Linked DNA regions of Homo sapiens: region 2 is linked to region 1. Evidence: chromatin loops called from intact Hi-C (ENCODE). Cell type or tissue: ascending aorta. All regions are shown on one strand. Links, peaks and the distances in the headings refer to the core of each region. The heading gives the core; the rest is flanking DNA. Region 1 holds the start of CNN1 (calponin 1). Region 2 holds the start of JUNB (JunB proto-oncogene, AP-1 transcription factor subunit).

Region 1 (15,198 bases), core at 6,194-14,193:
CCTTCCTGCCTCCAGTCAGTTCTCCCCACTATGGCCAGAGGGAGCTTTTTTTTTTTTTTTTTGGAGACAGAGTCTCACTCTGTTCCCCAGGCTGGAGTGCAATGGCGCATCTCGGCTCACTGCAACCTCCGCCTCCCCAGTTCAAGTTGGTTCTCATGCCTCAGCCTCCCGAGTAGCTGGGACTACAGGTGTGTGCCACCACACCCAGCTAATTTTTTGTATTTTAGTAGAGATGGGGTTTCATCATGTTGCTCAGGGTGGTCTCGAACTCCTGAGTTCAAGCAATCCACCCATCTTGGCCTCCCAAAGTGCTAGGATTACAGGTGTGAGCCACCACACCCAGCCAGAGGGAGCTTTTAAACTAAAATTAGGCCAGGCGCTGTGGCTCACGCCTGTAATCCCAGCACTTTGGGAGGCTGAAGCAGGTGGATCACAAGGTCAGTTCAAGACCAGCCTGGCCGAGATGGTGAAAGCCCGTCTGTACTAAAAATACAAAAATTAGCCAGGTGTGGTGGCAGGCACCTGTAATCCCAGCTATTCGGGAGCCTGAGGCAGGAGAATCACTTGAACCTGGGAGGTGGAGGTTGCAATGAGCCAAGATTGTGCCACTGCACCCCAGTCTGGGCGACAGAGCGAGATTCCATCGCTAAATAAATAAATAAATCAACTAAAATTAGTGATTTCTGCCTAAAATCGCTAACGGCATATCACACTTAAAATCAGAGACTGGGCACACTGGCTCATGCCTGTAATCCCAACACTTTGGGAGACCAAGGTAGGAGGATCACTTGAGCCCAGGGATTCAAGACCAGCCTGGGCAACATAGAGAGACCCCATCTCTACAAAAAAATTAAGAATTATCCAGGCATGGTGGTGAATGCCTGTCATCTCAGGTACTCAGGAGACTGAGGCTGGAGGATCCTTTAAGGTCAGTAGTTAGAGGTTGCAGTGAACCATGACTGCACTTGTGAATAGCCACTGCACTCTAGCCTGGGCAACATACTGAGATCCTGTCTCTAAAAATAAATAAATAGCCAGGGAGCAGTGGCTCATGCCTATAATCCTAGTGCTTTGGAAGTCCAAGTGGGGAGGATCGCTTGAGCCCAGGAGTTCAAGACCAGCCTGGACAACATAGCAGGACACGATCTTTACAAAAATTATTTTAAAAAATTAGCTGGACCTGGTGGTGTGCACCTGTAGTTCCAGCTACTGGGAAAGCTGAGGCAGGAGAATCACTTGAGCCATGGAGTTTGAGGCTGCAGTGAGCTATGGAGTGCACTGCACCACTGCACTCCAGGCTTGACGAACAAGTGAGATCCTGTCTCTAAAAAATAAAAATAAATAAATAAAATCAGATAGGGTCTACCCCTCTAAACTCAACTCCTACCACTGGCAGCTTCAGCTACACTGTTTCTGAAAGAAACTAAGTTTATCCCATCTCAGAACCTTTGTACTTGCTTTTCTCTCTGTCTAGAGCTTTCTTCCTCCAGATCTGCCCACAGCTGTCTCTGGTCATTTCAATGAAAGGTCTTCTTTGACCATCTCCCATTCCCCACATTCTAAAAGCCCTCATCACCCTATTAATTTTTGTTTCGGAGACAGGGTCCTGCTCTGTTGCCCAGGCTGGGGTGCAGTGGCACAATCACGGCTCACTACAGCCTCAACCTCCTGGGCTCAAGCAATCCTCCCACCTCAGCTTCCCGAGTAGCTAGGACTACAGGCGTGCACCACTACGCCCAGATAATTTTTTGTAGAGAACAGGGTCTTGCTATGTTGCCAAGGCTGGTCTCGAAACTCCTGGGCTCAAGCGAAATTCCCGACACCATTAACGCATTTTTAGTAACTTATCAGTATCTGAAATCACCTGTTTCGTTTATTTCTAATTTGTTCAAAGTCTGGTTCCCCCAGGAGATGAGAGATTTTTATCTATCTTCCTCATTGCTGTGTCTCCAGCACCAAGGACAGTGCCTGGTATATGACAGATGCCTAACGAGTAACAACTGAACGGAAACAAGCCTCAATTTCAAAAAAACACCTATAAATCTGAACCCCGAGGTATGGTGTACGTACAACAGCTTTGAAACCGGCTGCCAGGATTCTGGGTCTCTTGGGGGAAAAAGGCAGACGCGGATTCCAAATCCTGCCCGGTTGCCGACTTGCGGCGTGACCTCTCGCGAGGTCATCTGCAAAATGGGAGACTGGGGGCGTGAGGCGGCTGGCACAAGACAGGCGGCCTTTCCCAGCGCGTCCCCGCCCCCACTACGAAAGGTCATGGCGCCCTGGCCCTGCAGCTGGGTCCCTCCAGGGCTGCCCTCTCGCGCTGCCGGGTCCTGAAGGGCCCGCCTGCAGCCCAGCAGTTCGCGTTCGCCTACCCGCGCGCGACCTACCTACTCACGCGGCCAGCCGCGGACTCCAGGCCAGCTCTGTCTTGTTGCTGGGCGCTGCCATATTGGCCCAGAGAGCGTCCGGGTCAGGGAGCTCCAGGGAGGTAGCAAATCAAGAAAGCTGGTGTAATAGGTCCCGCCCACAACGCGAGGTGGGCCAATAGGAAGGCGGAAGGATCTGGGACCCGCCTCATAACGAGCCAGGCCCAGCCTCTAATGAGGCAAGACGCACTCCAGACCTGGGAACCTTGAAATGGCCCGGGAGGCTGGACTTGGGAGTCATAGTCTATGAATCCAGTCGCAGGCCCCAGCGGCTGAAATGAGAAAATGAATTAAAAAAAAACAAAAAGTGAAAGGGGGCCGGTACGGTGGCTCATGCCTGTAATCCCAGCACTTTGGGAGGCCAGAAGTTCGAGACCAGCCTGGGCAACATAGCGAGACCCCCTTATCTACAAAAAATTTAAAAATTAACTGGGCATGATGGCGCATGCTCATAGTCCCAGCTATTCGGGAGGCTGAAACGGGAGGATCGCTTGAGCCCTGGAGGTCGAGGCTACAGCGAGCCATGATTGCACCCCTGCACTCCAGCCTGGGCAACAGAGTGAGACCCTGTTTCTAAAAATAGTAATAATAAATAAATAGGGCAGGGCGCGGTGGCTCACGCCTGTAATCCCAACACTTTGGGAGGCCGAGGCCTGCGGATCACCTGAGGTCAGGAGTTCGAGACCAGCCTGGCCAACATGATGAAACCCCGTCTCTACTAAAAATACAAAGTTAGCAGGGCATGGTGGTGGGTGCCTGTAATCCCAGCTTCTCGGGAGGTTGAGGCAGGAGAATCGCTTGAACCCGGGAGACGGAGGTTGCAGTGAGCCAGGATAACACCACTGCACTCCAGCCTCAGCAACAGAGCGAGACTCTGTCTCAAAAAATAAATAAATAAATAAAAATTAGTGGGGCGTGGTGGCGTGCTCCTGTGATCCCAGCTACTCGGGAGGCTGAGGCACGAGAATTGCTTGAACCCAGGAGGTGGAGGTTGCAGCGAGCCGATATAGCACCACTGCACTCCAGCCTGGGCGACAGAGTGAGACTCCGTCTCAGTAAATAAATAAATAGGAAGGCCTCAGTGAGGTGTCCTTTGAGTAAAGGCCGGAGGAAGTGAGTGAGCCATCTGGATATCTGGGGAACGCTTTTGGCACTGGGAACAACAGCAAAGACTCTGTGTGGTCGGAGTGGAGTCTTTGGAGGAAATGGGATAAAACGAGGTGAGATTGAGTAATGGGGGCTCCTGGTCTCCCCCAGAAAGCACCAGATTTAGGCTGTTAATAACTAAGGTGGATAAGCACATAAAATGGGCTATTGGCAATAACAGTGTCCCCCGGGAAGGAAGGCTATCTGCCCTCATAAGCCCATTTCTGCAGTCCCTCAGCCTCTGTGGCGCAGTGAGCTGGCATGGAGACTAGGATGCAAGAACCTACCCTTAGGATGCCTCAAGGACTCTGCGCAGCCGCAGGACATCCACCTCATCAGAACTCTTGTGATTGGGCAATCTGAGAAAACCTGTAGCCAATCAGCTGCTTGGCTGGAGCACTCCTCTCTGGCAAGTTGACAGGCACGTGGGCAGCGGCTGGGAGCGCTACTGCCCTCTGCCAGGCTCCCGCAGCTACAAGCAAGCAGAGTCAGCTCTGCTTAGCTGGGGAGTGGGTAAGATGATGGGGTCGCTGACCTGGCTGTGGCCTTCAGAGTTATTGGTGTCCTTCTCTTGAGGTGGTCATGGCTTTTGTTTTCTTATTTATCCTTCCAGAACTAGTCTTTTAATATTTTATTTTATTTTATTTTATTTTATTTTTGGAGACGGAGTCTGGCTCTGTCGCCCAGGTTGCAGTGCAGTGGTGCAATCTCAGCTAATTGCAACCTCCGCTTCCCACATTCAAGCAATTCTCCTGCCTCAGCCTCCCGAGTAGCTGGGACTACAGGCGCATGCCACCATACCCGGCTAATTTTTGTATTTTTAGTAGAGATGGAGTTTCACCATGTTGCCTAGGCTGGTCTCCAACTCCTGGGCTCAAGCAGTCCTCCCGCTTCAGCCTCCCAAAGTGTCAGAATTACAGGCATTAGCCACCGTGCCCAGTCATTATTATTATTTATTTATTTATTTATTTTTTGAGACAGAGTCTTGCTCTGTCGCCCAGGCTGGAGTGCAGTGGCACGATCTCGGCTCACTGCAAACTCCGCCTCCTGGGCTCACGCCATTCTCCTGCCTCAGCCTCCCCAGTTGCTGGGACTGCAGGCGCCCGCCACCATGCCCAGCTAATTTTTTTGTATTTTTAGTAGAGACGGGGTTTCACTGTGTTCTCCAGGATGGTCTGATCTCCTGACCCCGTGATCTGCCAGCCTCGGCCTCCCAAAATGCTGGGATTACAGGCATGAGCCACCATGCCCGGCCTATTATTATTATTTTAAAATAGAGATGGGATCTTAATATGTTACCAAGGCTTGTCTCAAACTCCTGGGGTACTGCGATCCACCCATCTTGGCCTCCTAAAGTGCTGGGATTATAGGCATGTGCCACCACACCAGGCCAGTAGTCTTTTAAAAACAAGTAGGTACAGGCCGTGCGCGGTGGCTCACGCCTGTAATCCCACCACTTTGGGAAGCCGAGGCGGGTGGATCACGAGGTCAGGAGATCAAGACCATCCAGCCTAACAAGGTGAAATCCAGTCTCTACTAAAAAAAATACAAAAAATTAGCCAGGCGTGGTGGTGGGCGCCTGTAGTCCCAGCTACTCGGGAGGCTGAGGCAGGAGAATGGTGTGAACCCGGGAGGCGGAGCTTGCAGTGAGCCGAGACTGCACCACTGCACTCCAGCCTGGGCGACAGAGCAAGACTCCATCTCAAAAAAACAAACAGACAAACAACAACAAAAAAACCAAGAATGTACATATTTTATGTACTGTATGTATTAACACAGAACACCATATGTGAGGCCCTGGTGCAGAATCTTTAACATTACAGTCCCAGAAAGAACCCTATAAAAAGTAGTAGCTTCACAGTGAAAGATCCTAGCAGACACCACCTTAACCAAGGGACCAACATTTATATCACCAGCAATGAGTCATGGTGATATCATGAAGCCCTTGGTATGACACACTTAGAAGGATACATCATCACCTCTCTGGTATTCTTCCTGGTAATGCAAACACCTCAGTTTATTCAAGACAAACCAAACTCGAAGACAGTCTACAAAATAACTGACCAGCACTCTTCAAAAGTGTCAAGGTCCTGAAAGACCCAGGGACTATTATAGACTGTAGGAATGTATGGAGATATGACAATTAAATGCAATGAGGGCCAGGCACAGTGGCACTGTAGTTCTAGCTATTTAGGAGGCTGAGGCAGGAGGATCACTTGAACCCAGGAGTTCAAGTCCAGCCTGGGCATCATAGTGAGACCTCATCTCTAAGATAGATAGATAGATAGATAGATAGATAGATAGATAGACAGACAGACAGACAGACAGACAGACAGACAGAAAGAAAGAAACGCAATGGGCCGGATGCGGTGGCTCACACCTGTAATCCCAGCACTTTGGGAGGCCGAGGCAGACAGATCACAAGGTCAGGAGTTCAAGACCAGCCTGACCAACATGGTGAAACCCCCTGCCTCAGCCTCCCATGTAGCTGGGATTATAGGCTCCCACCATTACGCCCAGCTAATTTTTGTAGTTTTTGTAGAGATGGGGTTTTACCATGTTGGCCAGGGTGGTCTTGAACTCCTGACCTCAGGTGATTCACCCGCCTCAGCCTCCCAAAGTGTTGGGATTACAGGCGTGAGTCACTGCACCCAGCTGGAGTCCCCACTCTTAACCACAGCGCTACAGTGTCTTCATTTAGTTGAAACAACATGCTATATGTTTTAACTTCAACTTTGTCTATCTCCCTTGTCCCAGGTTGATGGGATTTATAGTGATTTATTATGACAAGGCCACTGCAATAAATGTTCCTGTACATATGTCATTCTTCACACCTACACTTGTACTTCTGAGGAATATTCTAAAATAGAGGATATACTTGTTCAGAAGGTAAGGACATTTGTCATTTGGGAAACTATCAACAAATTGCCCACACTCATCAACAATGTTCCCACAGCCTCCTCTGCGTTACATGTTGTCAAGCATTCTTTTATTTATTTATTTATTTATTTATTTATTTATTTATTTTTTTGAGACAGAGTCTCGCTCTGTCGCCCAGGCTGGAATGCAGTGGCACGATCTCAGCTCACTGCAAGCTCTGCCCCACAGCTTGACGCCATTCTCCTGCCTCAGCCTCCCAAGTAGCTGGGACTACAGGCGCCCGCCACCACGCCCGGCTAATTTTTTGTATTTTTAGTAGAGACAGGGTTTCACCATGTTGGCCAGGATGGTCTCGATCTCCTGACCTCGTGATCCGCCTGCCTTGGCCTCCCAAAGTGCTGGGATTACAGGCGTGAGCCACCACACCCGGCCGTCAAGCATTCTTTTCTTTTCTTATTTATTTATTTTTCACCCAAACTAAAATGCAATGGCATGGCTGGACACAGTGGCTCATGCCTGTAATCCCAGCACTTTGGGAGGCCAAGGCAAGCAGATTACCTGAGGTCAGTAGTTCGAGACCAGTCTGGCCAACATGGTGAAACCCCATCTCTACTAAAAATACAAAAATTAGCCCGGTATGGTGGTGGGCACCTGTAATCCCAGCTACTCAGGAGGCTGAGGCAGGATAATTGCTTGAACCTGGGAGGTGGAAGTTGCAGTGAGCTGAGATCATGCCACTGTACTCCGGCCTGGGTGACAGAGTGAGATTCTGTAAAAAAAAAAAAAAAAAAAAAAATAAGCAGTGTCATGATCATAGCTCACTGTAGCCTCCAACTCCTGGGCTCAAGCAATCCTCCTGCCTTGCCCTCCCAAAATGCACTTTTTTAAAAAGCTCTCTCTCTTTTTTTTTTTTTTGTAGAGGCAGGGCCCTGCCATGTCTCCCAGGCTGGTCTTGAACTGCTGGCCTCAAACAATCTGCCCATCTTGGCCTCCCAAAGTGCTGGAATTACAGACACGAGCCACTGCACCCAGACTATAAGTGAACAGCTCCCTCCCTGTCCACCCACTCACAGTCAGTCTGGGGGTGAGAGATGCTATTATTTTACAGCAGGTGGTCAGGGAAGGCCTCTCTGAGAGGTGATATTAGAGCAGAGACTGAATGAAGTTGGGGAGAGGCCATGCAGGCATCTTGCAGAAATGTGTTCCAGGTGGCAGGAACTGCTATTGTAAAGACCCTGAGGTGGGAACATGTTTGGGGACTCAAGAAACACATCTGTAGCCCAGCGTGGTAGCGGGTGCCTGTAATCCCAGCTACTTGGGAGGCTGAGGCTCCAGAATTGCTTGAAACCAGGAGGTGGAGGTTGCAGTGAACCGAGATCATGCCACTCCAACCTGAGCGACAGAGCGATACTCTGACTCAAAAAAAAAAAAAAAAGGAGAAGAAGAAGAAGAAATAAGGAGAAGGGAGAAGAGAGAAGGGAGAAGGGGAAGAAGGAGAAGGAGGAGGAGAAGGAAGAAAGAAGAAAGAAGAAGAAGGAGGAGGAGGAGAAGCAGCAGCAGAAGAAGAGGAAGAAGAAGGAGAACAAGAAGAAAAAGAGGAAGAGGAAGAAGAAGAGGAAGAAGAAGGAGAAGGAGAAGGAGCAGCAGCAGCAGCGGAAGAGGAAGAGGAAGAAAAGAAAGAAGAAAGAAGAAAGAAGGAGAAGGAGAAGGAGAAGAAAGAAGAAAGAAGAAAGAAGAAGAAGAAGAAGAGGGAGAAGAAGAAGAAGAAACAGCACATCTGGAGGGACTTGGAAGAAAAGGTACAAACAGTGTTACCTGGGAGGGTGGCTTGGCTTCTCTGAACCTTGAGTTTCCCATCTATAAAATGGACCTATGAGTTTCTACCCTCAGAAGGTGATGGTGAGGATTAAAAGAGATTGTGGCTGGCATGGAGTGAGTGTTCCCATAACAGAAGCCTTTAGGAACAAGAGCCTCTGCCAGATTTCTGGATAGGAAAGCTTCGTGAGGAGGGAGCTTGCAGAGCAGGATGCCAAGATAGGCCGGTGCAGAGCAGGGCTTTGACTTTCCCCAAAACACACAGACAAACACGTGTGAGTGTGGGTTTTATTTTTATTTTTACATTTTTTGAGTCAGAGTCTCACTCCCGTGGCCCAGGCTGGAGTGCAGTGGTGTGATCTTGGCTCACTGCAACCTCTGCCTGACATGCCGGGTTCAAGCAATTCTCCTGCCTCAGCCTCCCGAGTAGCTGGGATTACAGGCATGTACCACCATGCCCGGCTAATTTTGTATTTTTAGTAGACACGGGGTTTCACCATGTTGGTCAGGCTGGTCTTGAACTACTGACCTCAGGTGATCCACCCGCCTTGGCCTCTCAAAGTGCTGGGATTACAGGCGTGAGAAACCACGCCCGGCCAAGTGTGAGTTTTAAATGGTTCTGAGCATCAGGAAGGTTTTAGGGGGTCCCCTGAAGTTGAGGAGAGGCATGGCTTTCCTACAATGACTGTCCTAGACCCTTCGGGAAACCGTGCCTCTTACAAGATCCTACACTTCTCATTTAGATGGTAAACTGAGGCACAGAGGGGCTAGAGCCTGGAAAATGCCAGAAAGGAGCGAATAAGGGATGACACTCGGGTGTCTACTGGGATTGGGGCCTCGATATGGGATCAGCCCCCTCTAATGCCTCTACCCCCATCTACCAGACAGAGACGCGAAGAGAGACGGACAATACAGCGACAGCGACATGAAGAGAAACAGAATGACTCAAAGACCAGGCACAGAAACAGAGACACAGAGACAAAGGCAGAGACAGAAAAAGGCTCAGCGACCCAGAGACGGAGATACAGAGACACAGACCTACTACAATCAGAGGGACAAGGCAGTCCCCGAAAGGGCTGCCCCCTGGGGGTACCCGGGGCTGCCCCGTTGGGGGGCACGCCAAGAGCTCCCCCACCCCGCCCCCGTCGTGCCTGGGCCGTGACTTCAGAGTCCGTGCAGATTCTATAAATGGCCAAGAGGCCGCGGGCCGGGGGGCGGGGCCGAGTGAGTCATCGCGTGACGTCACCGCCGCCTGGACCTCGCCAGGTCCCGCCCCCGCCCCTCCCGGGCCGCCAGGGGGCGCCGGCTGCAGGTCCTCACATGCGCAGTAGCGAACTGCGGCCCCCGAGGGCCGCTCAGTTTGGGAGGGATCCAGGAATCTGCGCGTTCGAATCCCGCCCCTGCCACCCTCGAGCTGTGTGACCCGGCCATTCGGCGTCACCTCTCTGTGCCTCGTATAGACCCACCTCATAAGGCTGTCGTGAGGAATGAGTTAACAGGCTCAAAGCTCTTAGTACGTAGCAGGTGCTAATTGTTAGCTCATTTTATGTACTTTCTATTTTTTCTTTTTTTTTTTTTTAAATAGAGACGGGGTCTCGCTATGTTGCCTAAGCTGGTCTCGGGTCTCGAACTCCAGGGCTCAAGCGATCCTCCCGCCTTGGCCTCGTATTTTATGTATTTTCGTGTATGTTCAACATATCATGACATGCCATCAACTAGCACATTGCCTTAGCTCAGTGGTTGGCAAACAGGGGTGATCTGCTTCCACCCCGACCCCAATCATGGGACATTGGCAATGTGTGTAGACATTTCTTCTTTTAATTTTTCTTTTTTAGAGACCATGGTCTTGCTATCTTGGCCAGATGGTTCTCAAACTCCTGGGCTCAAGGGATCCTCCCACCTCAGCCTCCTTAGTAGCTGGGACTACAGGGTCCTGCCGCAGTGCCTCAACATTTCTGTTTATTAGGACTAAGAGAGTGCTACTGGCATGTAGCAGGTAGAGGCCAGGCATGCTGCTTGAAGTCTTACAATGAATGCCCAAGGCAGCCCCCCAACCATGAAGAATTATCCAGCCTCAGCTGTCAACAGTGTGGAGGTTGAGAAACCCCACCTTAGCCTCATAGTTGAGGTTCATGGAGCATGGTCTCAAATTCTCCTCTGCCCCTGGCCTGCTGTGTGACGCTGAAAAAGTGATTCCAAGCCCCCGTGCCTCAGTTTCCCCACCTGTAAAGCAAAGTACTTGTATTAATAATAACAGTGTCAGCTGGGCACGGTGGCTCACGCCTGTAATCCCAGCACTTTGCAAGGCCGAGGTGGGCAGATCAACTGAGGTCAGGAGTTCGAGACCAGCCTGGCTAACATGGCAAAACCCCGTCTCTACTAAAAATACAAAAAATAGCCAGTCGTGGTGGCAGACACCTGTCATCCCAGCTACTTGGGAGGCTGAGGCAGGAGAATCGCTTGAACCCAGGAGGTGGAGGTTGCAGTGAGCCGAGATAGCATCACTGCACTCCAGCCTGGGGAATAGAGACTCTGTCTCCAAATAATAATAATAATAATAATAATAATAATAATAACAGTGTCCATCTCTGAGGGCGTCATGAGAATTGAATGGATATATGTACAGAGTTGGAACATGGCCTGACATAAGGGCTGTAGTCTGTGGCATATTGCAGCCATGCCATTAGCATGTGACCGATAAACTGCATATCCTCAACATATCATTAGTGTGTGGCAGGTTGCAGACATGTCATCCAAGTGTCACAAACATGGCCTTGCCATGTGGGGCATGATGTGGGCATAGCATCCACCCCTGTGGTCCAGGGGTGAGATCTGGCTGGGTAGGGCTGTTTGACAGGGACACAGTTCACGGCCTGGGACTTGCCAACAAAGTCACCCTGTAGTTCAGGTGACACACAAGTGGATGGGGAGGGTGAGACCCAGGATCTCTTCTCCCCCAGGTCCTTATGAGGGGCTGGAGGAGACAGAACTGGGGTGCTGGACCCTCAGCATAAAGAATGCTATAGGCTGGGCATGGTGACTCATGCCTGTAAATCCCAGCGTTTTGGGAGGCCAAGGCGGGCAGATTGCTTGAGCCCAGAAATTTGAGACCAGCCTGGGCAACATAGCGAGACCCCGGGCAACATAGCGAGACCCCATCTCTAAAAAAATAAAATAAAATTAGCCAGGTTGGTGGCACAAGTCTGCAATTCTAACTACTTGGATGGGCTGAGATGGGAGGATCACTTGAGCCTGGGAGGTCAAGGCTGCAGTGAGCTGTGATTGTGCCACTGCACTCCAGCCGAGGGGACAGAGTGAAACCTTGCCTTAAAAAGACTGCTATGGCCCGAGTCCCTCTGCTGTGCCGGGCACTGTGCTGGGCATGTAACAGGCATATTCTTCTGATCTTTACAACTCTCCCATGAGGCAGGCACTATCGTTAGCCCATTTTACAGATGTGGCCATAGAGGCCCAGAGAGGAGAAGGGGCTTACCTAAGGCTATAGACTGTTGGTATCTGGAGATAAACCCGGGATGGTGCTCACTAAACTACCTTGGGTGTCAGTCCTGCTTCAAGACTCCAGAGAGATAAAGAGAGATGACCTCAGAGACAAAGAGACTCAGACCCAGCCAGAGGCCCAATGGACAGTGGGAGGGGTGGGTGGAAGAAGGCTGGTCTCTGTCTGACCAAGCCCCCCCAGAATAACGCAGGCTGCCCCCCTAGGTGGAAACAATGACACAATCAGCTCCCAATACCAAGGGCCTGACATCACAAGGGGAGGGGAAGGCAGCTGAGGTTGTGGGGGGAGGTGCCCCGCCCCTTGGCAGGCCCCTACAGCCAATGGAACGGCCCTGGAAGAGACCCGGGTCGCCTCCGGAGCTTCAAAAACATGTGAGGAGGGAAGAGTGTGCAGACGGAACTTCAGCCGCTGCCTCTGTTCTCAGCGTCAGTGCCGCCACTGCCCCCGCCAGAGCCCACCGGCCAGCATGTCCTCTGCTCACTTCAACCGAGGCCCTGCCTACGGGCTGTCAGCCGAGGTTAAGAACAAGGTAGGGCTGGAGGGCCTCCCTGGCCTGGCCCACACGTCCTGCCAGGCCAGAGCCCTGAGCTTGGGGTCCCTTGAACCCCCTCCTGCCTATCCTATGTGACTTGGAAACTGAGAGGGGAAAAGGGAGTGATATGGGATAGGGGCTGCCTGTCTCCCCCTGAACATCCCGGAGCCCCCAGCTATGGTTGGGGCTGGAATGGGGGGGCACACAGCCACACATAAACAGAGGGGGTCAGTCCATTGCAAAGATACCCACCTGATCAGTCTTCTGTTAACCCTTCGTGTTCTTGGGGGGAACAACATAGGGGGAAGACTTGTTGATTTTTCCATATCCCCCGGCCTGACAAAGAAATTGGGGAGCGCTTGAGTGCTGGGGTACCTGGGAAGTGACGCCGTGAAAGTGTGGGAGATCCTGAAGACAGAGGGGGACGGTGAAAGGCAGGAAGCGGGCATCAGAAGTGCGGCAGGGGTCTCCTGACTGTGGAGCTAGGAAGATACCTGGACACCACCTTCATGCTATGGTTGGGTAAACTGAGGTTCGGAGAGGAGAGGCAAATAGCTGGGGTCCCAGGTAAAGCAGGTACAGCGCTCGGACCCTGGACTCACCCCCCATACACCAGGATGGGCTCAGCTTCTCCCAGCTGGAGAACTTTAAGTTTCCAGCCCACTGGAATCGCCCCAACAGTATTGCCGAGGGAGGAGTTCCTGCCCCATTTGACAGAGGGGAACACTGAGGCTCAGGGTGGCTTTTCCCAGGGTCCCATGGTGAGGAAGTGGGGGACTGGGTTGGAACCTGGGTCGAGGGATCTCGGGGCTGGAGGAGGGGGCTGGTGGGGGGCGGGTCCTCGGGCGAGAGACAGATCCCAGCGCCGCCCTCCTCCCCCCCAGCGCCGGCCCCAGAGCCGCGCAGAGCCGCGCAGAGACGCCGCGCCTTATAAGGCGGCCTCGGGGAGCCCGGGCCACGCTATATAAGGGCCGGTTTGCTTTATAAAGCCGGGCTGGTGGCGTGGGGGGCGGCAGGGCCAGGGCCAGGTGAGGGGGCCGCCCCTCCCACCTCCCCCCACTCACCCGGGAGAAGAAGAGGCAGCCCGGTCCCCTAGGGGCTGGGAGCCTGGCTGGGCTTGGGCGGAGGGTTCTGGAGAAATGGGAGTGGAGTGGGGGAGGGGGGGGACAGTGGAGAGAGGGAAAAGCAGGGAGGTGGGGGGAGAGGCAGACAGAGATACTGGGAGCCTGAGACACCCTAGGGACAGACGGGGGAGGGCGAGCCAGGAGCGAGATAAGACCTAGACAAGGATGGAGGGGCAGGGAGAGGAGACAGAGCCCCACCACCCCCACCCCAGGCAGGAAACCTGGAGACAGAGAAAGACCTAGAGAGGCAGATATACAAGACCCAGGAGCCCTACCCCTGGCCAGACAGGGACTAGCCACCTAGAGAGATGGGGACCCAAGACTGGGCCAAGAAAAGACAGCGCTGGGGAAGAGAGAGACAGAGGAGTCGGGGGGATAAGAGGGAGAGAGACATACAGACGTGCAAGGGGTGGGGGCTAAGACAGAGACAAGCCCCCACCACTAACCAGAGACAGAGCCCTGGAGCTGAAGACCTGGGGGACACGGAGAGACAGAGATGTATGACCAGCACTCCTCTGCAAGCCAGCACCCAGGGACACCTCCTTAGACATCCTTCTTCCCTTCCTGAGGTGCCCTCTCTTCCAACAGGGGGCACAGAGGGGGCAGGGCTAGAGGAAGAGAAGCCCCAAGTTTGGCCTGGGCGAAAAACCAGGGTGCCGGGTGCCACCCCTCTAGCTCAGAGGATCCAGCTCCCCACACCCCACCCCTCATCTACATTCCCTGGTGCCAAACCTCAGAATGCCCGGAATGGCCCCCTGGGCAGGTGCCACCTCAGCCCTGGCTCTCAGCCCGCCCCAGCCCCCATCCCCCAACTATGGATCTGGGGCAAAATTGCCTTAGTTGGGAAGGACGAGGGAGATCAGGCTCTAGGAAGTTCAGACAGGACCCAGGGAGCCCAGGCTGCCCCCAATGCATCCTCACCCCTTTCTCTGTGCCCCCTGCCCTCCCCTCGCCCCAGCTGGCCCAGAAGTATGACCACCAGCGGGAGCAGGAGCTGAGAGAGTGGATCGAGGGGGTGACAGGCCGTCGCATCGGCAACAACTTCATGGACGGCCTCAAAGATGGCATCATTCTTTGCGAGTGAGTGAGGCTCTCGAAGCCGAGACCCTGCAACATCCCCCAACTCCATGCAGCCCCTCAACCCCCAAAACAACCATGATCCTGGAACTGAGTTGAACACTTTCTATTGGATACCTTTGGGGTGGCCAGTAATCATTGTGCCCATTTAACAGGCACAGAAAACTGAGGCTCAGGTGAAATGCATTGCACCAAGTCCCACGTGGTTTCAAGGGAAATGACTCTAGAATCTTAACCACCATGCTATATAGGGTAGGCCCATCTGTGGCCGCCAGAGTCCCCAGAAAGAGCGGTCACAGCTAAAAGGCAGCAGCCAACAGCTGTTCATGGCTGGCTTGGTGATGTGAGGAGAGATGTGCAGCAATAATTAAAGGAGGCCCTGGTTTTCTTTCTGTTTTCTTTTTGTTTTTTTGAGATACAGTCTTGTTCTGTTGCCCAGGCTGCAGTGCAGAGACACAATCTCGGCTCACTGCAACCTCCGCCTCCAGGGTTTAAGTGATTCTCCTGCCTCAGCCTCCCCAATAGCTGGGATTACAGGCACGCACCACCATGCCTGGCTAATTTTTGTATTTTTTTAAAGTAGAGATGGGGTTTCACCATGTTGGCCAGGATGGTTACGAACTCCTGACCTCAATTGATCCACCTACCTCAGCCTCCCAAAGTGCTGGGATTACAGGC
Region 2 (14,096 bases), core at 967-8,966, 1.2 Mb after region 1:
TTAATTCCCTGCTTTGCCGGCGAGAAAACAGAGGTTCCGAGTGGACCGGGTTTTGAGGGGAAGGGTGAAGCCCAGGCTCGCGCCCTGTGACCCCAGGGTCCCTCTGCAACCCCTCCCCGGTAGACGGGCGGGGTAATGTGCACTAATTAGAGGTTATTAGCTGTACCCAGAGGGAGGGGCGGGCTCTGCATTGGGGGCGGGCCCAGATCGGAGGGGAGGGGCGCTGCTCCCACCCACCCAGAAGATCCTGGCGCCAGAGACCTTGCCCCGGAGCAGGGTGGGCAAAGTGACAGCTGCTCCCCGCGCGCATCGCACGAACGCAGTCACTCACCCCCAGACACCCGATTACAGCCCACTCATGCGCAGCCGTACGCACCCGGGGGCCTCGGATGCTCGTCCATATCCCCACAACCTCCTCCCGCGTGGTTTTCCAGACTCCAGCCCCTGGGAGCGGGTGGAGAGGATAGTGGGGGAAGGGGACAAGGGCCGGCAGCGCTGGCTTCCGGACTGGGCTGTCTTCCGGCGGTCGTGGGAACAGCTGCCGTTGGCTCCCCGACCTCGCATTCACCAGAGGAGAGGGTGCTGCCAATACAGGGAAACAGGGCCACCCCGTTCCCAGGTAGCAATGGGAGGTGAGCCAGGAACCACAGCTGTTACAAGCATGGGTGGCTGGACATGCTGAGATCACCACATTAGGGCGGGGGTCGCAGGGATTTTGATGTTTAGGGGAAATCTGGAAATCCAAATATTTAGGCAAATTGACTTAAATTGTGCTAATGTTGGCGTGATGTTGTGGGCGTCCCAGATGTTCGGGGAGCCAGGAGTCCCCAGACTTAAGGAAAATCTGGGTGTGCTCAATTTGGGGGAGGAGCATAACCCTCCATTTTGCGGCGGCAGGGAGTCCCACATTTGGGGAAAAGCAGTGAGCTTCTATGTCGGCGGGGAAGACAGCAGCAATCTCTGTTTTGAAACACAGGGAGCCCCGCTGTGCGGAGATCCAGGCACCTTTAATTCAGCAAGAGGGGCTGAAAAACCCTCCACATTTTGGAAGAAGGATCCAAACCCCTGTTTTAGGTAAAGAGAGCCCCCAACGTTTTGGGGGATGGTCTGAAGGCCGCCATTTGTAGGGACACAGAGCCCTGGTGTGCAGGTCTGGGCCAGCAGCCCCCAGCTGGATTGGGGAGCCCACCCCCTCTACTGGTTTCCAGGAACAGCTGGGCCCAGCCTAGGTTGTACTGCTGGGAAGCGGCTGACTCAACCCCTCCCTGTGGCCACAGCTGGACCCCGGCCTGCCCCCTCCAGCGTTCACATCTGGGCAGGGATCCAGTCTTCATCAGGGCTGAGAAGGGGACCCTCAGTCCCACAACTGGAGAACAGTGCCCCTCTGCCACTCCCCTGGCTGACCACAGCCACTGGGTGGACTCCATGCATCATCACCATGGAGGACTCTGGCAGGCCCCCTACAGCCCAGATATTGACATCCTGCCAGGAACTCCTAGCCAGTCCCCCCTCCCTGTGTCTGTGTGTGTCTGAGTCCATGTGAAATGTGCTAGGTTTTTTTGTGTTTTTGAGAGAAAGGGTTTTGCTATGTTGCCCAGGATGGTCTCGACCTCCTGACTTCAAGTAATCCTCCTGCCTCTGCCTCCTAAAGTGCTGGGATTTCAGGCGTGAGCCACGGCGCCTGGCCAAATGTGCTGGTCTTTGTAGGTGTGAGATGGAGGATCTGTGACTGTGTGTACACGGGCATGTGTCCTGCATCCATTGTGTCATAAGGCCTTCGAGTTTGTGCAACAGGCTGTGCCTGATTTGATGGGGGGGAGGGCTGGTTTCGGGGACTGGGGGAGGGGAAATTTGTAACATCCTTGTCGGTAACATCCTTGTCCGTAACATCCAGGTTGGGGCCGGGCTTGGTGGCTCGCGCCAGTAATCCCAGCACTTTGGGAGGTCAAGGCAGACAGATCACTTGAGGTCAGGGGTTCAAGACCAGCCTGGCCAACATAGTGAAACCCTGTCTCTACTAATAATACAATAATCAGCCAGGCGTGGTGGTGAGCGCCTGTAATCCCAGCTACTCAGGAGGTTGAGGCAAGAGAATTGCTTGAACCTGGGAGGCAGAGATTGCAGTGAGCCGAGAACGCGCCATTACACTCTAGCCTAGGTAACAAAGCAAGACTCCATCTCAAAAACAACAACAACCAAAAAAACCCATCCAGATTTTAGGGTGACTAGGGAACCTCTAGTGTGTGCCCCTGTGTATCTCTGTATGGTCCAGGCAGAGTTTGGGTGGGGCTCTCTCACTCCAATTGCATCTTCATGTGTTGTGTGTCTGTGTCTACTATATACGTCTATATGGGACCTCACTTTGGGTCTATATCTGTGTCATTCTTTTTTTCTTTTTCTTTTTTTGAGACGGAGTCTCACTCTGTCACCCAGGCTGGAGTGCAGTGGAGCGATCTCGGTTCACTGCAAGCTCCGCCTCCCGGGTTCACACCATTCTCCTGCCTCAGCCTCCCAAGTAGCTGGGACTACAGGCGCCCGCCACCAGGTGTGGCTAATTTTTTGTATTTTTAGTAGAGACGAGGTTTCACCGTGTTAGCCAGGATGGTCTCGATCTCCTGACCTCATGATCCGCCCACCTCGGCCTCCCAAAGTGCTGGATTACAGGCGTGAACCACCGCGCCCGGCCTTTTTTTTTTTTTTTTTTTTTTTTTTTTTGAGACAGAGTCTCGGCCGGGCACGGTGGCTCACGCCTGTAATCCCAGCACTTTGGAAGGCCGAGGTGGGCGGATCAGGAGGTCAGGAGATCGAGACCATCCTGGCTAACACAGTGAAACCCCGTCTCTACCAAAAATACAAAAAATTAGCCGGGCGTAGTGGCGGGCGCCTGTAGTCCCAGCTACTGGGGAGGCTGAGGCAGGAGAATGGCGTGAACCCGGGAGGCGGAGCTTGCAGTGAGCGGAGATGGCTCCACTGCACTCCAGCCTGGGTGACAGAGCGAGACTCCGTCTCAAAAAATAATAATAATAATAAATATAAAAATAAAGAAAAAGAAGGCTGGGCGCGGTGGCTCACGCAGGTAATCCCAGCACTTTGGGAGGCCGAGGTGGGCGGATCAGGAGTTCAGGAGATCGAGACCATCCTGGCTAACACGGTGAAACCCCGTCTCTACTAAAACTACAAAAAAATTAGCCGGGCATGGTGGCGGGCGCCTGTGGTCCCAGCTACTCGGGAGGCTGAGGCAGGAGAATGGCGTGAACCCGGGAGGCAGAGCTTGCAGTGAGCCAAGATCATGCCACTGCACTCCAGCCTGGGCGACAGAGCAAGACTCCGTCTAAAAAAATAAAATATAAAAAAAATAAATAACGAAAAAGAAAAAGAGACAGAGTCTCGCTCTGTCGCCCAGTCTGGAATGCAGTGGCGCCATCTCAGCTCACTGCAAGCTCCGCCTCCCGGGTTCACGCCATTCTCCTGCCTCAGCCTCCCCAGTAGCTGGGACCACAGGCGCCCGCCACTACGCCTGGCTAATTTTTTGTATTTTTAGTAGAGACGGGGTTTCAGTGTGTTAGCCAGGATGGTCTCGATCTCCAGACCTCCTGATCCGCCCGCCTTGGCCTCCCAAAGTGCTGGGATTACAGGCGTAAGCCATCGCGCCCGGCCGTCCACTTGACGTTTTGAGTGTCCCTGTACGTGGTCTTGTCTCTGTGACTGTATCCCATTTCGTGCCCCCTATTTGTGGTAACAGGGGTCATGCGATGGCATGACTATCTTATGTGTCTGTATGTATCTCTGTGCCACCACAATCACCATGGAAGAAGTGTGGCTGTGTGACAAAACAAGCCCTGGTGTGCAAAACTGTGTCCCTCCCTGTTCCTGTTTTTTTTTTTTCTTTTGAGACGGGGTCTCCTGTGTCGCCCAGGCTGGAGTGCAGTGGCACAATCGCTGCTCAGTGCAGCCTTGAATTCCTGGCCTCAAGTGATCCTCTCGCCTCAACCCCCACATACCTGGGACTATAGACACGACTATAGGCATGCACCACCATGCCCAGCTCATTAAGAAAAAATATTTTTGTAGAGACAGGGGTCTTGCTATGTTGCCCAGGCTGGTCTTGAACTACTGGCCTCAAGCGATCCTCTGGCCTTGGCCTCTCAAAATTCTGAGATTACAGGCCTGAGCCACTGCGCCCGTCCTATTTTGCTGGATGGGGTTGCTTTATCAGGATGTATCTGCCACCTACCTATGTATGAATATGGCTCTGTTTGCGTCCCTATCACAAACGCTATGTGACTGACGTGCCTGTGTGATTGTCTGCGTCTCCATCCACGTGTGTCCGTGTTCGCTGCGAGGCTGGCTGGACTAGAATGGGTTGGTGCCAAGATGTGGCAGGTGTATCCTGCGTCCGTGTGACACTGTGGGTCGGGGAGTTTGTTTGTGACTTTGTGTGTAGGGGGCGGGAAGTGGGAGTCAAAGTCACAGAGGACAGCAGGCTGCGCGGACGCAGTGATGTGCGCAGAGGGCCTCCCGCCCCGCCGTTCCCCTCCGGGAGGCGCCCTCCCCGCGTTGCGGGGGCGCGTGCGTCGTGCGTGACGTGAGACACGACGGGGGTCGCTGCGTGCGTGGAACCCGACGCGGTCGTGCGTGCAAGCGCGGGGGGTGGAAGGGCGGGAGCTCTGCACTGGCTGCGTGCGCGCGTGCGTGGGCGGTGGCGGGGGCTGGGCGAGCGGAGGCGCGCAGGGCAGGACCAGCCCCGCCCCGGCCGGGACCTTGGGGCGCCGGTGAAACCCGGGAGGGGGCCTCCGTTAACCCCTTCCTGCCCGATCCGAAACTTGTGGCCCCTCGACCGAGCGCCCGGGGGCTTCCCCAGCGCCTGACGGGAGGGCAGTCCCTGTTGGGGGAGGGACCTTTCCCATGGAGCTGAGACCCCCCCCCCAGTTGCCATGGGAACCAGAGCTTCCCGCGTAGCCAGGCGCGTGTTTCCTTTCCCCGCCCAGCCATCCTGCTTTTCCTCCAGCTGCCTAGTCTACTGACAATGCGCTTCCCGCTCGTGATCCCGGGAGAAGGGGGCTGGGGTCAGCGTCGCCCGGGCGTGCGTGACTCAGGCCAGCCCGGGGGTCCCCTGGCCGCAGCTGGCCTCGCTCCCGCTTCTCCGCCCCCGTGACTCACCCCTCCCGGCTTTCCCCGCGTGTGACTCAGGCCCCTGGGGAGGGGGCTGCGGAGTCTGGGACCCCTACAGACAGTGGGGCCGAGAACCAAGTTCTGGGGACTTCGCTCTCCGCGGGGAAGGCCTCCCCCACCAGCGAGCATCCGAGGGCCAGCGACTCCCCTTAGCAAGCCAGAGGCGCCCCCCCCAACTCCGCCTCTGAATTGGTAGACCCCCCACCCCCACCCCTGCAAACCTCCGGGAACCCAGCCCCCAACCCCTCCTCCCAGCCCACAGGAAGTTTTGGCAGAGCCCGTCGCGGCGATGAAACGGTTAAAGCCGTTTTCTTATTCATTTCATCCAGGGGCCCATTTTGACTCAGAGCAAGCCGGCGCCCCCCTCGAGCCTGGCCTCCTGGGGGCCTGGGTGCATACTCCACCCCACATGTACCATTTTTAGAGAGGGGAGGATGGCGCTTGGTGAGCTGGCTGGGGGTCTTGGGTAGCATATAGAGCTGGGTTCAAATCCTGTCTCTGCCCTCATTGCTGCCTGGACCTCAGTTTCCCCATCTGAAAATGAGGGATCATTATGTCCAGCTTGTTGGGTTGTTGTGGGGATTAGGTGAATAATAGATGGGAAACTCTGCATCCAGGGTTGAGCACGGGAGCCAGAAGAGGGCTCCTCCTGTTTCTCAGGCCTGGGTGTCAGGGTGCCCAGCAGAAGCGAGTCCTTGCCGGGCAGGCCATGCCCCACCCAGACACTCTAAGGCCATGGGGTTCATCTTGTCCACCCCCTGCCCGAGGCAGGCACCCAGGAAGTGAGAGGCGGGGCAGGAATGAGGCACAACCTGTTGGGCCCGTCACCTCCCCGCCCCCCACCCTCATTCCAGTGCCCTGAGAGGGCCCCCCCACGCTGCAGCCCCACCCCCGCCGCCCTGGACGCCTGGGTCCTGACCCGCGGGTGGCCCGAGGGAGGGGACGTCGGATGGAGACTGTGTCTCGGGAACATCCTGTGGACTGCTGGCTGGACAGACGGAGGAGGGTCAGCCCCTCCCGGGGCAGGGCAGACATTGACTGGGGGCAGAGTAAACATGGCCCAGGGTGACCAGACAGGGGGCGGGCGGGGGGCTGTAGGAATGTACACACAGTCACCCCGAGAGAGCCAGTCCAGACACACAAACCCCTGTCACCTTGGCCACAGAGAGACTGCCAGCCAGGGACACACAGACAGGGTCAGACATACAGCTGGGTAAGATGATCCAGCAATGACTGTCACACATGGACACAGTGACAGACCAGACCCTCAAGCAAGAGACACACACCGTCAAACACATGAACGCATCCACTGGTCAAAAATACGCAGGCAGGCCGTGTGCGGCGGGGATAAATCAACCCAGCACATAAGCATGATAGACACAAACACACAGAGACTGACATTCAGGTGAGAGGCACACAGCAAGGCAGACACAATGGCGTGTGACACACATGGAGACAAACACAATAGGCTAGAAACATAGGGGCAAGACAGACACAGAGTGAACTATATGTGAGACAAGCAGGCAACATGTGCATGCTGATAGGAGAGACAGTCACTTTCAGCACCAGCACCCCGAGAGCCACACGAGAGATATGCAGACACAGGCATGCACTATCAGATCCTGACACGCAAGAGAAGGCAACACACACACACCCCAGATCTCCAACTCAGAAGATAGAGACAAGACAAGAGAGACAAACCTAGGGACAGAGATGATGTGTTCACAGTATGGCAGAGAGTCCCTGGCACCCTGGCCCACCACTGTTGCACACACATCAGAGATGCTCCCAGGGACACCAAGCCGAAGCCTTAGAGGTACACACCATCTCACCAGGAACACACACATGTGGGACCTGGCAACAGATTGGGTAGATCTGGGCAGACTGACACATTCACAGACATGGTCTGGCCAGACAGTCACACCCAGTGCAGAGAGGCACAGACAGGCCACAGTGGGACATTCATAAACACATCGGCACAGAAAGACCATGACAAAACCTGTTTGCACACACACACATGCACACATACAAACGGAGATCAGTAACAGGCAACATACAGATCAGCCACAGAACACACACATGGAAACAAGCCACAGACCTCACACACAGAGACCACACACACACACCAAACACAAACCAGCCACAGACCTCTTTTTCACACACACACACACACACCAGATCGTATACACACATACATACAGACCAGCCACAGACCTCTTTTTCACACACACACAAATGCACATTACAGATCGTATACACACAGACCAGCCACAGACCTCTTTTACACACACACAAACAGATCATATACACACATACAGACCAGCCACAGACCACACACACAAACACACATACACACCGACACAAGTTAGCCATAGGAACTTTGAAACAACCTACACGTACATACATCTAGACCATGTGCAACCCATCCTATAGAGCTCACACACACACAGAGTGGAACAGAACTCTACACAGATAAGCCCTACATAGACCTTTGCATCCAGGGCTGGGCACAGAAGCGGGCAGAGGGCTACTCCTGTCTCTCAGGCCTGGGTGTCAGGGTTGGACCAGCACACACTCTCACATGCACCCTATAGGCCAGTCACACGCTTGCCCCCTGGACCTTGCCAAGGTTCTGTGGGGGCACTGGACACCCCAGTCTGTCTCTGCCCCACAGAGATCCTGGCACTTCCTCTCTCCAAACATCACCCCCACTTCCCTCCCTCTTTGCTTTTGCCACTTCCCCTAGGAGGCCTAGCTCAGCAGCCTCTGCTCCTGCTGGGGTGGGGGCCTGCTATAAAGAGGTCACCCAGGGTCTTGGTGATGCCCAGGTCCCCCAAGGCTTCACCAGCAGTGGCAGGGATGGAAGCAGCTTCCTGAGAAACTCCCCTCATGCCCAACCATGTCAGCCTGGAGAGAGAGAAAGAGAGAGACTCTCCTTCCTGCTTCCAAGAAAACCTAGCAGCTTCCTCTCCAGGAGAGGGGGCAAAGGACCCCCAAACCACAGAGGTGGGAGAGGGAGGCGGCTGGTAGGCCAGGAGTTCCTGGGGGAGGGCTCCTGCCGGGCCTCAGATCCACACCCAGGGGCAGGGACACGGGAGGGAGGCTGGGTGCTGTGTGCTGCGATTTGTGGGTTCTCGCCCTGGCCTGCCCACTGGCTGACTCACAGGCAGCCCCCAGCCCAGTTTCCTAGTGAGGGCCCCACTGGTCAGTGGGGCCAGCAGGGAGGGGGGTCACCGGGCTATTTATAAGAAGGAGAAGTCCCTCGTGCCAAGACCAAAAGCCCCGAAGACACTTGTGGGTGGGGGTGGGTGAACTTCCTCCTTATCCTGTGCCCTAGGCCCCAGGCCCTGGGGCACTGGGGAAGCCTGCGCAGGGACTTCTTAGCCAGGTGCTGGTCTGGAGCCCAGGGCCTGGGCAGTACCCAGCTGCCAGTCTGGACGCTCAGGCCAGTTGGGGGAGGGGGCTGTTCTCCCACCCTCCTCGTGGGGCCGGCCTGGCGCCAGTGGGGCGGCTTGAGGGGGTGGTGCCCAGGCCACAAGGGTGACACTGGCAGAGGCCTGGAACCGGCTGTACCAGCTTGGCTGGGCCCCCGCCCTCCCTGTCTGGCCCAATCTCCACCCCGTGCTCAAACACCCATGCAGAGTGTTTGGAGGAACCCTACTCCCACATGCTGGCCTGTCCACAGAGACCCGTGCCCCTCTGTCTGTGCCCCACCACATTTCTCCCCCAATTAAAGGAGACCCTCAGTGGGGTGCGGTGGCTCACACCTGTAATCCCAGCACTTTGGGAGGCCCAGGTGGGAGGATCCCTTAGGGCCAGGACTTCCAGACCAGCCTAGGCAACAGAATGAGACCCTGTCTCAATAAAATATAAAAAAATAAAACTTAGCAGTTGTGGTGTGCTTGTAGTCCCAGTTACTCTGGAGGCTGAGGCAGGAGGATCGCTTTTACCCAGGAGTTCAGGGCTGCAGCGAGCTATGATTGTGTAGCTGAACTCTAGCCTGAGCAACAGAGTGAGATGGTCTTGTTTTGTTGCCCAGGCTGGAGTCCAGTGTCAAGATCATGGCTCATGTGATCCTCCTGCCTCAGCCTTCGGAGTAGCTGGAACTACAGGCACACCCTCCTGACCTCAGCTAATTTTTAAATTTTTTTGTAGAGATGGGGGTCTTGCTGTGTTCCCCAGGCTGGTCTCAAAAATTTCTGGGCTAGGGCTGGGCGAGGTAGATCATGCCTGTAATCCCAGCACTTTGGGAGGCTGAGGCGGGCAGATAACTTCAGGTCAGGAGTTCGAGACCGGCTTGGCCAACATGGTGAAACCCCATCTCTACTAAAAATACAAAAAATTAGCCTGGCGTGGTGGCATGCGCCTGTAATCCCAACTATTCGGGAGGCTGAGGCAGAAGAATAGCTTGAACCTGGGAGGTGGAGGTTGTAGTGAGCTGATATTGTGCCACTGCACTCCACCCTGGGCGACAGAGTGATATTTTGTCTCAAAAAAACAAAACAAAACAAACAATAAAAAAAAACTCCTGGGCTCAAGTGATCCTCCCCCTCGGCCTCCCAAAGTGCTGAGATTATAGACGTGAGCCACTGTGTTTGGCCAAAGTGAGGTTCTCTTTAAAAAAACAAAAAAAGGGCCGGGCATGGTGGCCCACGCCTGTAATCTCAGTACTTTGGGAGACTCAGGCGGGCTGATCACAAGGTCAGGAGTTCGAGACCAGCCTGACCAATATGGTGAAACCCCGTCTGTACTAAAAATACAAAAATTAGCTGGGCATGGTGGCATGCGCCTGTAATCCCAGCTACTCAGGAGGCTGAGGCAGGAGAATCGCTTGAACCCAGGAGGCGGAGGTTGCAGTGAGCCAACATCATGCCATTGCACTCCAGCCTGGGCGACAGAGCAAGACTCCATCTCAAAAAACAAACAAACAAACAAACAAACAAAACACCAAAAAAAGAGGCCCTTCATGAGACGGCCTGCAGCTGGTACTGCATACATGCTTCTCTGGTTGTCATTATTCACAACACAGTGGCTAATGCTCTGAAGCCAGACAGCTTGGATTATATCTCAACTCTAGTGCTTCTAGCTGTTGGACACCAGACAAGTTCCTTAATCTCCTGTGGCTCAGTTTCTCATCTGTTACATGGGGATACAAATAACATGCATTTTGCTGGATTGTTGGAAGCAGTCGATGACTTATTTTATGTTAACCACTTAGAAGAGTGCCTAGCCCACAGTAAGAGCCATGTAAGTGTTGGCTATTAAAATAATAATTATTATTTCTCAGCCTATCTATCTTAAGTGTTTCTGAGTCTCACTGTCTGCGTGACACTAACCTTGAACCCATTTGTCTCTCTGGGCATCTCTCCCTGCCCTGCGCCCCTGCCCCCATACACCCACTGTTCCTTGCCCTCCTCCTGGGATGGACTCTGTCTGGGATGGCCTCACCTCTCTCTAGGACTCCCTCTGGCATGGCCAGCCTCAGCCCTGGCCAGGGCTGAATTACTGTGGCCTCCTGGCTTTTGGGACCTGCAAGTTAGCTTCCCAAGGTGCTGCCCTCTGGCCTGCCCTGCCCTGCCCAACCCCCCAACGCTGCCCGCTGCGCCCCCGCGGGGCCCAGCCAGATGTCAGCTGCAGTTATTAGCCTGGGCGGGAGACACAGGCCTGGCAGTGTGCCTGCCAGACTCACAGGCCTCCGGAATCTCCCTTGAGCCTGGGGAGGGGGAGGGGAGCCATTCAAGCAAGGGGAAGAAGGGAGGGGGCATTTAGGGGTCACAGGGACCCTCCAAGGACGGGACGCCCCCAGCTTCTGCTGGGACCTTCCTCCAGCAAGGCCACTGCACTGCTGGACTTCCCCCTGCCCCCACATAGCTCAGTTTCTTTTTCGCCTCTTTCGTTTTCCTTCTCTTTCCCACACTTGGTGAGATCTAGGCTGCCCCGGAATGGCTGTTTAACCCCTATCCCTTAGCCTCTTTCTACCCTAAAGAAGAGAGAGGCTCTCTTCATCCTCCAGAAGACAGAGGCCTGGGAAGCTGAGAGAGAGAGAGAGAGACAAAGAGAGAGAGAGAGAGACAGAGACAGAGACAGAGACACTAGGCTTCTCACCTCTTGGTCTAGTGGGTTCACACACTAACTGCTCGGAAGTCCCACCTTAAGTCTAACTGGAAGCCTGACCGTCTGCACCTCGCCGCAGCCCTTCCCGGGAAGGGGCTCTGGGTTCCCTCATATTCTCCCCTTAGATTTTCAGGTCTTCTCTGACTCGGGGAGGGAAGCTCTCAGATGACAGAGCTACTCTAGGGAAGGAGGGGGGCTCCCTCTAGGTATTCTGGATGATAGTAGGATGGGACCTGCAGACTAAAACGAGAGTGGGGCCCCTGACTCACATGAGTGAGTGGGGGGTGTTGGGGACGGAGCTCCAGATCTCCTGGCAGAAGGGAAGGGCACCCCACCCGAGGGAGGAGGCAGCCGCCGTTCCAGCCCGCCCAGGCGCCGGGGGCGCCTCGAGGCATCGGCCCGCCCTCTCCGCGCCCCGTCGGGCCGGGGGCGAAGTCCGACCCAGGCCCGCGGGCAGGCGGGGACCTGCCGGGCTGGGTTGGGCCAGGCCGGGCCTGGCAGGACGCAGCCCCAAAGCGGCGGGGTGGGGCGGGGCCGGGCCAGGCGGCCGTGGGGGCCCCGGGGGCGGCGGTCGGGGCTGGTCGGGACTAGCAGTCTGGGGGCCCAGGCGCGCCCTGGGACCTGGCAGATAGTCGGGTTCCCCGCTTCTGGCTCGGGGCCCCAGGACAGCGCTGGTCCCACCTCTTCCTGTGCCCTAATATGGGCGGCGGGGAGAGACTTCGGGGGCCGGCCCGCGCTCAGTCCTGCCCGCGGACTCCCGCCTGTTGCCATGGCGACCAGGCCCCGCTCCTCGGCTGCGTCCCCCGCCGTCGGGCCAATGGAACACTCCCCAAGCCGCCTGCCTCCGCGGTCCCCTGCAGGCACCGCGGGCGGAACCATTGCTTGAGGGGAGAGGATGGTGGCTGGAGGCTGCCGCGGCTGGGCGGGCTCCAAGCACCCGGGCCTCCGCGGGGGCTCGCACGCCCAGGTTCCTCTTCCGAGGCGCAGGATGCGGCGGGACCCAGGGCGGGGCGCACGGTCCCGTAGGATCCGAGTGACGGAGACAGGGCCGGGCTCCTTCCCCCGGGGCTGTTGCCACACTTCCTGCCTCTGCGCTCTTTCCCCAGCCTGTTTCTAAGGAAGGGAGTGGGGTTGGGCGACCGCGCCCCAGCCGTCGGGCTGGGTCCAGGCTCTAGGAGCCGACACGGTGTTGGGCAAAGCCCAGGGTCAATAGGGGAGGGTTTTAGGATGGGGGACAGAGAATACAGATGACTAAGAGGTTACCATCGAGGGGGAGCAGCAGTCGTGGAAGATCCAGCAGTCCTGGTGCGCGGGACCCTCAAGGCCCCCTCCTCACATGTCAACTGAGTACCCTCTTATTGTCTTCTCTGCTCCGAAGATGTGTCCGGCCCCTTCTAACTCTCTCCTTCATCCGGGCTAGCAGATGACCCCAGTGGTCCCCAATTTCTGGCAGACATGTCTCCATCTTCTACCTGGCATATTTTACCTGCCTCAGTGTACCCCAGGCCGCTTACTAGCTTTCTGCATATCTAGACTTCCCCTAATGCCTCCTTCCCGCTTACGGGAGAGCCTCAGACTCTGGACTCAGCTCCCATGAGCTCCTGGACCCCTACTCATTTCTTGCAATTTAATGGGTCATGCAGCTCCACCCACTCACCCCTTTTGATCTCTCCCCTCCTCCGTCCTGTGAAAATTCCAGTCCCGCATCCTTCTGAGCCCGGGACCCCCAGTCAATTCCTGGGTCAGGTGTCTCCTTAACCCTCCCGATTTACAGTGCTTAACCCTCATTTCTGCTTTTTGGGGTCTCCCAATGGATTGTCAGTCCTCCTACCCCTCTCGTATTCTGGGTACCTCAGGGGTTTCTTCGCACATACTGGGACCCTCACCCCACTTGCTGCGTACCAGGTCCTGGTATTTGTCCCAGTGGACTCCAGGGAAATCATCCTCCTCCCTGAAACCCCTCACTCATGTGCCTGGGCCCCCCAGCACCTCCTTCCATGCGTACCCCGAGGTCCTTTGAGCCCCTCCCCCTGCAGCCCCGCCGAGCCACCCGGCCCGTGGCCGCTGTTTACAAGGACACGCGCTTCCTGACAGTGACGCGAGCCGCCTCCTCCCCTTCCCCACGCTCGAGGAGGGGGGCGCGGGGGCCCGGCTCCGGCGACGGCCAATCGGAGCGCACTTCCGTGGCTGACTAGCGCGGTATAAAGGCGTGTGGCTCAGGCTGAGCGGCTGGGACCTTGAGAGCGGCCAGGCCAGCCTCGGAGCCAGCAGGGAGCTGGGAGCTGGGGGAAACGACGCCAGGAAAGCTATCGCGCCAGAGAGGGCGACGGGGGCTCGGGAAGCCTGACAGGGCTTTTGCGCACAGCTGCCGGCTGGCTGCTACCCGCCCGCGCCAGCCCCCGAGAACGCGCGACCAGGCACCCAGTCCGGTCACCGCAGCGGAGAGCTCGCCGCTCGCTGCAGCGAGGCCCGGAGCGGCCCCGCAGGGACCCTCCCCAGACCGCCTGGGCCGCCCGGATGTGCACTAAAATGGAACAGCCCTTCTACCACGACGACTCATACACAGCTACGGGATACGGCCGGGCCCCTGGTGGCCTCTCTCTACACGACTACAAACTCCTGAAACCGAGCCTGGCGGTCAACCTGGCCGACCCCTACCGGAGTCTCAAAGCGCCTGGGGCTCGCGGACCCGGCCCAGAGGGCGGCGGTGGCGGCAGCTACTTTTCTGGTCAGGGCTCGGACACCGGCGCGTCTCTCAAGCTCGCCTCTTCGGAGCTGGAACGCCTGATTGTCCCCAACAGCAACGGCGT

The links. A loop is a pair of places that touch in the nucleus more often than their neighbours do. Peaks named below come from ENCODE experiments on the same cell type or tissue, not always from the same donor. Only the 100,000 strongest peaks of a DNase experiment are listed, where the experiment ranks them.
Region 2: it touches region 1 in a loop (3-fold over the local background); 2 of 110 quality-filtered maps call a loop at or near these places.

Annotation. Positions count from the first base shown.
Region 1 is chr19:11,526,675-11,541,872 of GRCh38, forward strand. It overlaps CNN1 (calponin 1), which reads left to right and starts at 12,177. Exons shown (of 7, transcript NM_001299.6): 1 at 12,177-12,316; 2 at 14,402-14,523. The coding sequence starts at 12,254. ECSIT (ECSIT signaling integrator) reads right to left here and starts at 2,460. Exons shown (of 8, transcript NM_016581.5): 1 at 2,388-2,460. RefSeq lists silencers at 9,275-9,344, 9,355-9,724, 13,153-13,202 and enhancers at 11,148-12,093, 14,867-14,986. In ascending aorta, for the core only: a CTCF peak has its summit at 9,557 (motif pointing right); DNase peaks (open chromatin) are centred at 8,497, 9,487, 12,067, 13,357 and 3 weaker places; H3K4me3 peaks cover 4,059 bases; H3K27ac peaks cover 6,793 bases.
Region 2 is chr19:12,777,969-12,792,064 of GRCh38, forward strand. JUNB (JunB proto-oncogene, AP-1 transcription factor subunit) reads left to right here and starts at 13,518. Exons shown (of 1, transcript NM_002229.3): 1 at 13,518-14,096. The coding sequence starts at 13,804. MIR5684 (microRNA 5684) reads left to right here and starts at 9,160; the gene lies at 9,160-9,224. It also overlaps a transcript of HOOK2 not described here. RefSeq lists cis regulatory regions at 1-63, 1,163-1,763, 4,323-5,203, 6,483-7,003, 11,863-12,383 and 1 more, enhancers at 919-968, 7,183-7,302, 10,607-11,176, 12,081-12,580, 12,881-13,492 and silencers at 4,343-4,392, 4,423-4,932, 11,627-12,396, 13,257-13,836. In ascending aorta, for the core only: a CTCF peak has its summit at 4,495; DNase peaks (open chromatin) are centred at 1,253, 4,463, 5,043, 8,523 and 5 weaker places; H3K4me3 peaks cover 4,232 bases; H3K27ac peaks cover 7,671 bases.